Linked DNA regions of Homo sapiens: region 1 is linked to region 2. A link is an interaction called in ENCODE POLR2A ChIA-PET data of the cell type or tissue named here. Cell type or tissue: K562. All regions are shown on one strand. Links, peaks and the distances in the headings refer to the core of each region. The heading gives the core; the rest is flanking DNA. Region 1 overlaps PDIA5 (protein disulfide isomerase family A member 5). Region 2 overlaps HSPBAP1 (HSPB1 associated protein 1).

Evidence for each region. Peaks named below come from ENCODE experiments on the same cell type or tissue, not always from the same donor. Only the 100,000 strongest peaks of a DNase experiment are listed, where the experiment ranks them.
Region 1: POLR2A ChIA-PET joins it to region 2 with 5 read pairs; 2 of 35 experiments call an interaction of 5 or more read pairs at or near these places.

Annotation. Positions count from the first base shown.
Region 1 is chr3:123,078,729-123,083,124 of GRCh38, reverse strand. All of the region lies in intron 1 of PDIA5 (protein disulfide isomerase family A member 5), which reads right to left. Among named protein-coding and RNA genes, the nearest start is that of PDIA5, 14 kb to the right of the region's middle. In K562, for the core only: no CTCF peak of the experiment used is centred there; DNase peaks (open chromatin) are centred at 564 and 2,034.
Region 2 is chr3:122,773,198-122,777,593 of GRCh38, reverse strand. All of the region lies in intron 2 of HSPBAP1 (HSPB1 associated protein 1), which reads left to right. Among named protein-coding and RNA genes, the nearest start is that of HSPBAP1, 18 kb to the left of the region's middle. In K562, for the core only: no CTCF peak of the experiment used is centred there; no DNase peak of the experiment used is centred there.

The DNA of each region.
Region 1 (4,396 bases), core at 321-4,320, 310 kb before region 2:
CGGAGGTCCTCACTGCCCACCTCTGCCATGGCTGGAGGCAATGGGGTGGAGACTGAGTCCTTCCTCATCTTCCAGACCCCCTGCCGTGCTCTTGTAACAGGTGTCTGCTCATTCAGGGCCGGCCAGACAAACCACCATCCCACTTAGAAACCCACTCTCTTCTCCCTCTGCAGTCTTCCAGACACCACAGAAAGAGCACTGGCTCAGGAGTCAGACAGACCTGGGGGAAATCCAGGTGCCACCATTTATAGCAGGATGACCTCAGGCCTGTTACTAGACCTCTGAGTGTCAACTCCCCACCTACAAGGTGGAGAGGAGAATACCAATGCCCACCTTGCAGAGTGGCTCAGGACTACATGAGGGGAGAGATGACAAAGAATCTAACATAATGTTTGGCATGCAGAAGCACAGAATAATTGCACTTCTCTTTATTAGCGAGACAACTTATAAGGGGAGCAAGGACAGCAGTAACACGGGGACCACCTCTTCCTCTCCAGGGGCCCTGCCTGCAATCAGGCAGGGCAGCAGGTCCAGGCAGGAAGGAGCGAACACGTACACACATTCAGCCACCAGAAAACCTCAAATCATCACCAGCTGCACAGCGACCCAGACCAAGAGGTCACACGGCACATTTAGAGCACACTTCCCAGGTTTCATACCCACTAACTCGTTTACCCCTCACAATACCCCAGTGGGTAGGTACTCGCCTCATCCTACAGATGAAGAAACTGAGGCTCAGACAGGTTACATTAATTACCAAGGTCACACAGTAGGTAAGTAACAGAGCCAGGACTAGAACTTGGGCCTCCCGACTCCAGGCCACAGGAGGCCTGCTTCTCTCAACCCCACAAGCTCCCTGGACTGCTGCAACAGATGGCACAACACAAGCAGAAAAGGAACATCTCCTTCCAAGGCAGGGCCTACCGAAGCAACCAGGAAATGCCCCTATCTCCCAGAATCCCAGGGCAAGGAGGGTCCCAGCAGGGGTTTAGACTAACCCTCTGCTTTCTGCAAGTCCAGCAGATCCTGGAGTCTCCCAAGGTTCCTGGGGCCAAGAGCATGAAGATCCTAAATGTGGCAATTAGCCCAGGTCTGTTTCCAGCCAGAGGCTGTGTGCAGGAAGTGTGTGGTCCTCCCAATCTGCTAACATAGCACACACAAACTCCTCTCTTCACTCAGCTCACTTAATGAGGCTGATCGCCACCCAGCATCTCCATCAGACTAAAGAGATAAGAGTCCCAGCACGCTGGGAGATAATCAGGGAGAACAGTCCTTGCCACATTACACCTCAGCTTTAAAAAGCTCCTCATCTCTGGGGCGCGTGCCAGCACCCTCGCATTCTCTGTAACTAGCAAAGCCGTCTGTCATTATAGATTTACTATTCAATGCAGACCATGAAGCCAGAGATATTCAATTATGTAAAAGCAGCTTGCTAACGGAGGAAGACTTGGGAACAGAAGTTTAACATTGAGGAAAAAGGGTGAAGGTGGGACTCAACCTCTTTTGCTCTGCCACCTGAAAAAAAGATACCCTTATGTTAAGAACTGTGAAGAAACAGGTTTAATTTAGTTTAACCCACATTTTGCTCAAAATAGTTTTTAAATGTCAGAATCTAAGTCTAGACTCATAAGAAGCTGGTACGAAAGGGACTCAGGGAAAAGAGGAAGACCTGAGAAAACAGATGTGGCCCTGAATCCAAGGTCAGAGAACTTGAGCGGGCTGAGAATTTAGAGCTGGTGGTTTGGCGGAAAGAACACCGTACTTGGAGTCAGAAGCTCAAGTTTTGTGCTGACTTTGATTATTACTAGTTGTCATCTCTCCTTCTCCAAGTCTGTTTCCTACTCTGGAAAACTGAGGAACTGAAAGTGATTTCCAAAGTTCTTTACAATCATATCATTTGGTAAACCCATTCTCACGACCACCACCAGAGAAGTACTGTGAGGTAATCACACCTTGTGAAGAAACCATTGAGTTTCCCTGGGCATGTGGCCACCCGCAATAAAAGCCTTATCTCTCAGTCTCCCTTGCAGCAAGGGGGCCATGTTCCAGCCCTTGGAATGTAAGCTTAAGTGTGATGTGGCAACTTTTAGAAACTGTCCCTAACAGACATCTGATAAGAGTCTTCTTAGTCCCTGCCTCATTCCTGCCAGCTGGAATTTGGACAAGATGGCTGGAACTCAAGTAGCCACCTTGAGACAATGGGGAGGAAGGGCCTGCTAAAGAGGAGCTAATAAGATAGACGTTACCTGGGTCCCTGACACCACAGAGGGATACTCTGGCCCTGGAATATCCCTGTGCAGGCTTCTGCATGGGTGAAATAAATGATCTTTTTAAGGAGCTCTCATTCTGGGTGTTCTGGCACACACAAATAGATCTTGAGTGCCCACTGAACAAAAGCTTTAACTAGAAAGAAATACAAACATCTGTTCCAACTGGGATATTTCAAAGTGCCTCAAGCACCAAATCATGCATTAACTTTAGATATGTTATTTATAAGGAAGGAGACAGAGAGACTGTCAAGGGATTGATTTACCCAGTGTTCTTCCCAGTAGCCCAAATTTTCAGTGTGCCTGTTCTTATCAGGTACTTTGGTCACCTGGTGCCAGCTATTCACAAATGAAAGAAGAATTAGCCCGGGAACTCTCCAATTTCCTTACCTCAGCCCTTTTCTGGTAAGAGGACCACTGCTGGAGACAGAAAAGCTAGGACATCTCTTTCAATTCAGAGTTGAGTTGGGCTGATGAGTTTCCCAAAAATATAGAAATCCCCTCAAAATTCCTCACATACCGTCTCCAGCCTCCAGGTAGCCCTCCAGAGCCAAGGACTCAAAATCTCCTGAGACCACTCAACTCAGCTGGACCCAGAAGGCTGTGGGAACTCAATATGCTAATATGTAGAAGTCCCATGTCCTACACCATACCCATATCATCTTGGAGGGCTCCTCATTAGAAATGTTAAATCCCCCCCACACACACACCCATCTGTCAGCCTATCACACTCCAAAGACAGCAAACACGTCTCTTTTAGGATTCTCTAGGTGAAATATCCTAATTCCTCACGTGTGACCTCAAATCCCCACTGTCTAGACACTGCCACCTCAGTGATTCCCAGAGTTCTTCCCAATGCTCTGTTTCAGACTGTTGCAGCTTGAAAAGAGTAATGTGCTATTTTATACCATAATTTATTTTTAGAAATAAATACCTAGGCTCTCATAAGTCAAAATATAGGAAATTAATCTCAACACAAATCTTCATTGGTGGGTCACAGTTTAAAAAAAAAAGGTTGAGAAACACCATTAGTGAATCTCTTAAAATATGGAGCCCAACTGTCATATACTGCTGGCAGAAACCTCAACTAGTACAACTCTTTTGGAAAGGTAGCTGGCACAATTTATCATGTATCTCTAAAGTATTTATGCTCTTTGACTTGGTAATTCCACTTCTGGGAATGTGTCCTGAGGAAATTAGCAGAGGTCTGACACACGTATGACTCACAACCATTCTAACCATAAGAGTTAAAACCTATAAACAACCTAAATGTCCAACAACAACAGAATGGTTACACAGAGTAAACCACTCAATAGAAGAATAAGCCATTTAGATGGTATTTTATTTAAATGGTGTTTTTAAAGACTTCGCAATGCAAAAATATTTGCTTTAATGTCTTTAAAAATAGAATTCACTTTGGGAGGCCGAGGTGGGCGGATCACGAGGTCAGGAGATCGAGACCATCCTGGCCAACACAGTGAAACCCCGTCTCTACTAAAAATACAAAAAATTAGCCGGGCGTGGTGGCGGGCGCCTGTAGTCCCAGCTACTCAGGAAGCTGAGGCAGGAGAATGGCGTGAACCCAGGAGGCGGAGCTTGCAGTGAGCCGAGATCGCACCATTGCACTCCAGCCTCAGCGACAGAGTGAGACTCCATCTCAAAAAAAAAAAAAAAAAAAAAAAGAATTCAAAATATACGTGGTATAACCACAACTATAAGTAAACAAAAGTATGCTCAGAAAAACACTGAGGATTTGCCCTCGGTAATATTTATTCTTCCCTTTTCTCTATTTTTCAACTTGCCATAATAAGCATGTCCAATCTAAATGTTTAAAGAAAAAAATTACCACCACTTGGCTACCATTATGAAAATAATTAACTGCCTCAAAGTATCTCCCCACCAGAAAATGTATCTTTACAGTGGGAAAACATGGCAGAAACCCCCTTAACTAAGGGACCAACAGTAACACCACCAGTAATGGGTCAAATTGACGTCAGGTGCCCCCTGATATAATGCACTAAATGAAAACATCATCAAAAACCAAATTGAGGAAAATTCTTTAAAAATGTCAAGGTCACAAAAGACAGAGACTGAGGAACTATTCCAGATTAAAGGAGACTAAAGAAGGA
Region 2 (4,396 bases), core at 313-4,312:
AGGAACATTTTATTGGAAGGTTTGGAAAACAGTTTGGCTTAAGTGTTTTTTGTTTTTGTCTGTATAAACTATAGACTGTTTTGTCTATAGTTTATAACCCCATACAAAATGTATTTGTTCATGTATCTTATATGTATATTGCTAGACATTATTGTGGTTCATTAAATGTTAGACACTTAATAAATAAATATTTGTTAATGTGCTCTTATTCATGTTCCTATTAGACCAATACTAATCTAATAGTCCCGTCCACTTTTTACTCAAGTAGAATGTGTCCTTTTATTTGTGGCTTCGGGCACTATTTATAGTTGTATATAATTACTTGGTTGTAATTTTATCCCTCTGCTTTATTGACTGACTGACCTGTTTTGCATTGCACAAACATGAAACATATGTAAAGCTCGCTCTTTTATTCTCTTAAGCAAATAGATTCTGCCTCTTCTTTTCTGAAATCAAAATCATAACATTTTGATTTGTTTGCCCTATTTTCAGATAAAGCAATTACCATTAACTCTAAAATTTAGGTAATTTACCATTAACTCTAAAATTACAGTTTCTAATCTAAGAGAGTCTATAATCATTTTTCTGATGTTTAACTTGTATTTCAATATGGGTAAGTTTGGTAGTCTAGAATTTCAGTTTTTTAAGCATTGAGGTAAAGTGGCTTATTAATATCTATTAATAGCTTAGGAGAACTAGAAAAGTCCCCAGCTTCGCTTCCTGCTGCTCCAAGCTGCTTTCTCTCATTTCGACCTTGTAGTATAGCTGACAGAATTATTTAGTTTTTGGTGTCTGGAACCCCTTTGTACTCCTGTGACAGGTGTAGCATGTTGAATATACCTGGAACTCTTTGTCATCTCATTATAATCAGAGACCAAACTGTTTAAAATTCAATTTAGACCAGCAGCAATAACATAAAAATCAAATTGTGCCTTTTCTTTCTTGATTTTAGTCAAAGAAATCTGCCTCTCACTGAAGTGTCTGTTAGGCACTAATTTGGAGAAAAATAGAAATAGTAATTTTTTCACATTCTAGTTAGACTCCAAGTACACAATACTACCAATAGCTAATATTTATTTAAAGCTATTGTTTCAGGCACTATTGTGAATACTTTGCACATACGGTATTAGCTTTCTTAATCTTCCTAAAACCTTAGGACAGAGCTGCTGTTATCCCATTTTATAGATAAGACACAGTAATTTGACATTTTCAAGTTAATACTTAAGCACAAAAAAAAGGAAAATAACTCTCTGAGGTTGTGAGAAATGACTCTGAGCTTTTAGTAAAGACGATGTTCTTTTTTATTAAATAAAATCCACATAACATAAAATTTAGCATTTTAGCCATTTAAAAGTATGCAATTCATTGGTTGTTAGTATATGCACAATATTGTACAATCATCACTACTATCTAATTCTAGAATATTGCTATTATCCCATAAATAAGCCCAGTACCCCTTAAGCCATCATTTTCCATTCTGCCTTACCCCAGGCCCTGGCAACCACTGATTTACTTTCTGTGTCTATGAATTTGACTACTTAGAATATATCATATAAGTGGAATCATTCACTATTGGCCCTTTTGTGCCTGGCTTCTTTCATTTAGTATGTTTTGAAGGTTCATCCATGTTGTAATACATATCAGTACTTCAATTCTTTCTATTGCCAAATAATATTTTGTTGTACAAATATGTACATTTTATTTATCTATTCAGTTGATGGACGTTTGAGTCATTCCATTTTTTGGCTATTACAGATAATGCTACTATGAACATTCATGTACATGTTTTTGTGTGGACATGTATTTTCATTTCTCTTGGAGTAGAATTGCTGGGTCATACAGTAATTCTGTGTTTAACATTTTGAGAAACCGTTTTCCAAAGCAGCTGCATCATTTTATATTCTCACCTTCAATGTATGAGAGTTCCAGTTTTTTCCACATCCTTGCCAACACTCCATTTTAAAAATTATAGCTATTCTAGGCCGGACGCAGTGGCTCACGCCTGTAATCCCAGCACTTTGGGAGGCCAAGGCGGGTGGATCACGAGGTCAGGAGTTTGAGACCAGCCTGGCCAACATGGTGAAACCCCGTCTCTACTAAAAGTACAAAAAAAAAGAAAAAAAAATTATAACTATTCTAGTGTATGGGAAGTATTATTATAGTTTTGATTTGTGTTTCCTTAATGACTAATAATGTTGAGCATCTTTTTATGTGTGTGTTGGCCATTTGTATGTCTTCTTTGGAAAAATGTCTATTCAAATCCTTTGCCCATTTTCTAATTGTTTTTGTCTTTTTATTATTGAGTTATAAGAGTTCTTTATATATTCTGGATACTACCCTTATTAAGTATATGACTTGCAAAGGTCCCACTACCCAGAGATAATCACTAGTTATATTTTGAGGTATGCCCATGTAGGCCTTTTTGTATTTTAAAAATAAAGTTATATTAATTTTCACAGCTTGCTTTTTTTTTTTCTTTTACTCTGAGCAGCTTCTCTTGAGATTGTATGATTTTTCAATGGCTACGTAATATTTCATTGTTTGGTAGTATCATAATTTATTTTAAAGTTTTGATGATTTAGATTGCTTACAAGTTTTAAATTTTAAAAAGACTGTAGTGAACATCTTTGCAAACAGATTTTGTCAGTTTCTGATTACTTCCTTAGGATTGATACCTAGAAGGAGAGTTACTGGATCAAAGGATATGAGCATTATCATCAGTAGCAACACTATCTGTGAAGCTTCTTACACCAGAACTTCTGAATCATTCTGATTGCCTGTCTTGAATGGTGTCTTGTGACTCAGTGACTTACATCCTAAATATCTAGCATCTGCCTGCTTCTGTCTGTCTCCACAGCCATCCTCTAGTGGGCGTTACCCTGCTCGCTGTCTCTCACCTCCATAGTTGCGTGGCCTCATCCTAGTCTCTCTGCACCCCTTGCCCTCCCTTCCCACACCATTCCTCATACTGAAGCCAGAGATGACTTTTAGGAAAACAAATCTAATCTTATTTCTCTGCTTAAAACACTTAAATGGCTTCCAGTTACGCTTAGGCTAAAGACCAAAATGTCCATTGTGGTGTGGAAGGCCCAGCATCATTTCTGTCCCTGAGCTCAGGCCAGACAAGCATTTTTCAGTTTCTGTATTTCCAGGGCTTTGTTTCTTCCTACTTCAGGGCCTTTGCATGTGTATGTAGTTCCCTGTGTCTAGCCTCTCTTTTCTCACTTCCCTTTCCCCCTACTTTACCTAAATAATTCATCTCCTTCTGTCAGATCTTAGCTTAAATGTCATTTTTCCTGACCAAATCTATCCTTCCCCATACCCCAAATCAGGTGTGACTATTCAATTACCTCAGAACACTTTGTATTTCTTAGTAACACTTAGCACAGTTGTAATCACATGGTTGTATAATTACCTGTTTAAAGTCTCTTCCCCTCAAGAAGGTCACTTCTGTGAGGGCAAGGGCCACGTCTCATCATGGGCTGAGCACCTAATGGACATTGAATTTGTGAAGTGAAAGAATGAAAGACTTTGAAACATACAGCTAAGGGCTTTGCACGAAGGCGGTTTCTATTTACATTCTTTTCAGAACATGTGAGGGTTCCTGTTTTGCTACTCTTTGGCCAAAACTGAAATTTATCTTAAAGATCTTTCAGGCTGGCCATGGTAGCTCATGCCTGTAATCCCAGTTCTTTGGGAGGCTGGAGCAGGAGGATTGCTTGAGCCCAGGAGTTCAAGACCAGCCTGGGCAACATAGCAAAACCCTGTCTCTACAAAAAGTATAAAAAAATTATCTTGGCATGATGGTGTGCACCTGTTGTCCCAGCTACCCAGGAGGTTGAGATGGGAGATCACCTGAGCCTGGGAGGTCGAGGCTGCAGTCAGCTGTGATCATGCTACTGCACTCAAGCCTGGGAGACAGAATGAGGCCCTGTTACGTGAAAAATGTTATCTCATTATTTTAATTAACATTTATTTGGCCGGGCACAGTGGCTCATGCCTGTAATCCTAGCACTTTGGGGGGCCAAGGTGGGCGGATTACCTGAGCTCAGGAGTTCGAGACCAGCCTGGGCACGTGGCAAAACCCCGTCTCTGCTAAAAATACAAAAAATTAGCCAATTAGCCAGTGTGGTGGTGCACGCCTGTAATCTCAGCTATTTGGGAGGTGAGGCGTGAGACTCGCTTGAACCCCAGAAGCAGAGGTTGCAGTGAGCCAAGATAGTGCCACTGCACTCCAACCTGGGCCACAGAGTGAGACTCTGTCTCCAAAAAAAAAAAAAAAAAAAAAAACACATTTATTTGATTGCTGGTGATGTTGAACATACGTTCATGTTTATTAGTAATTTGTATTTTTTCCTGATAATTGGTCTTTGACTATTTCCTTATTGGGATTTTA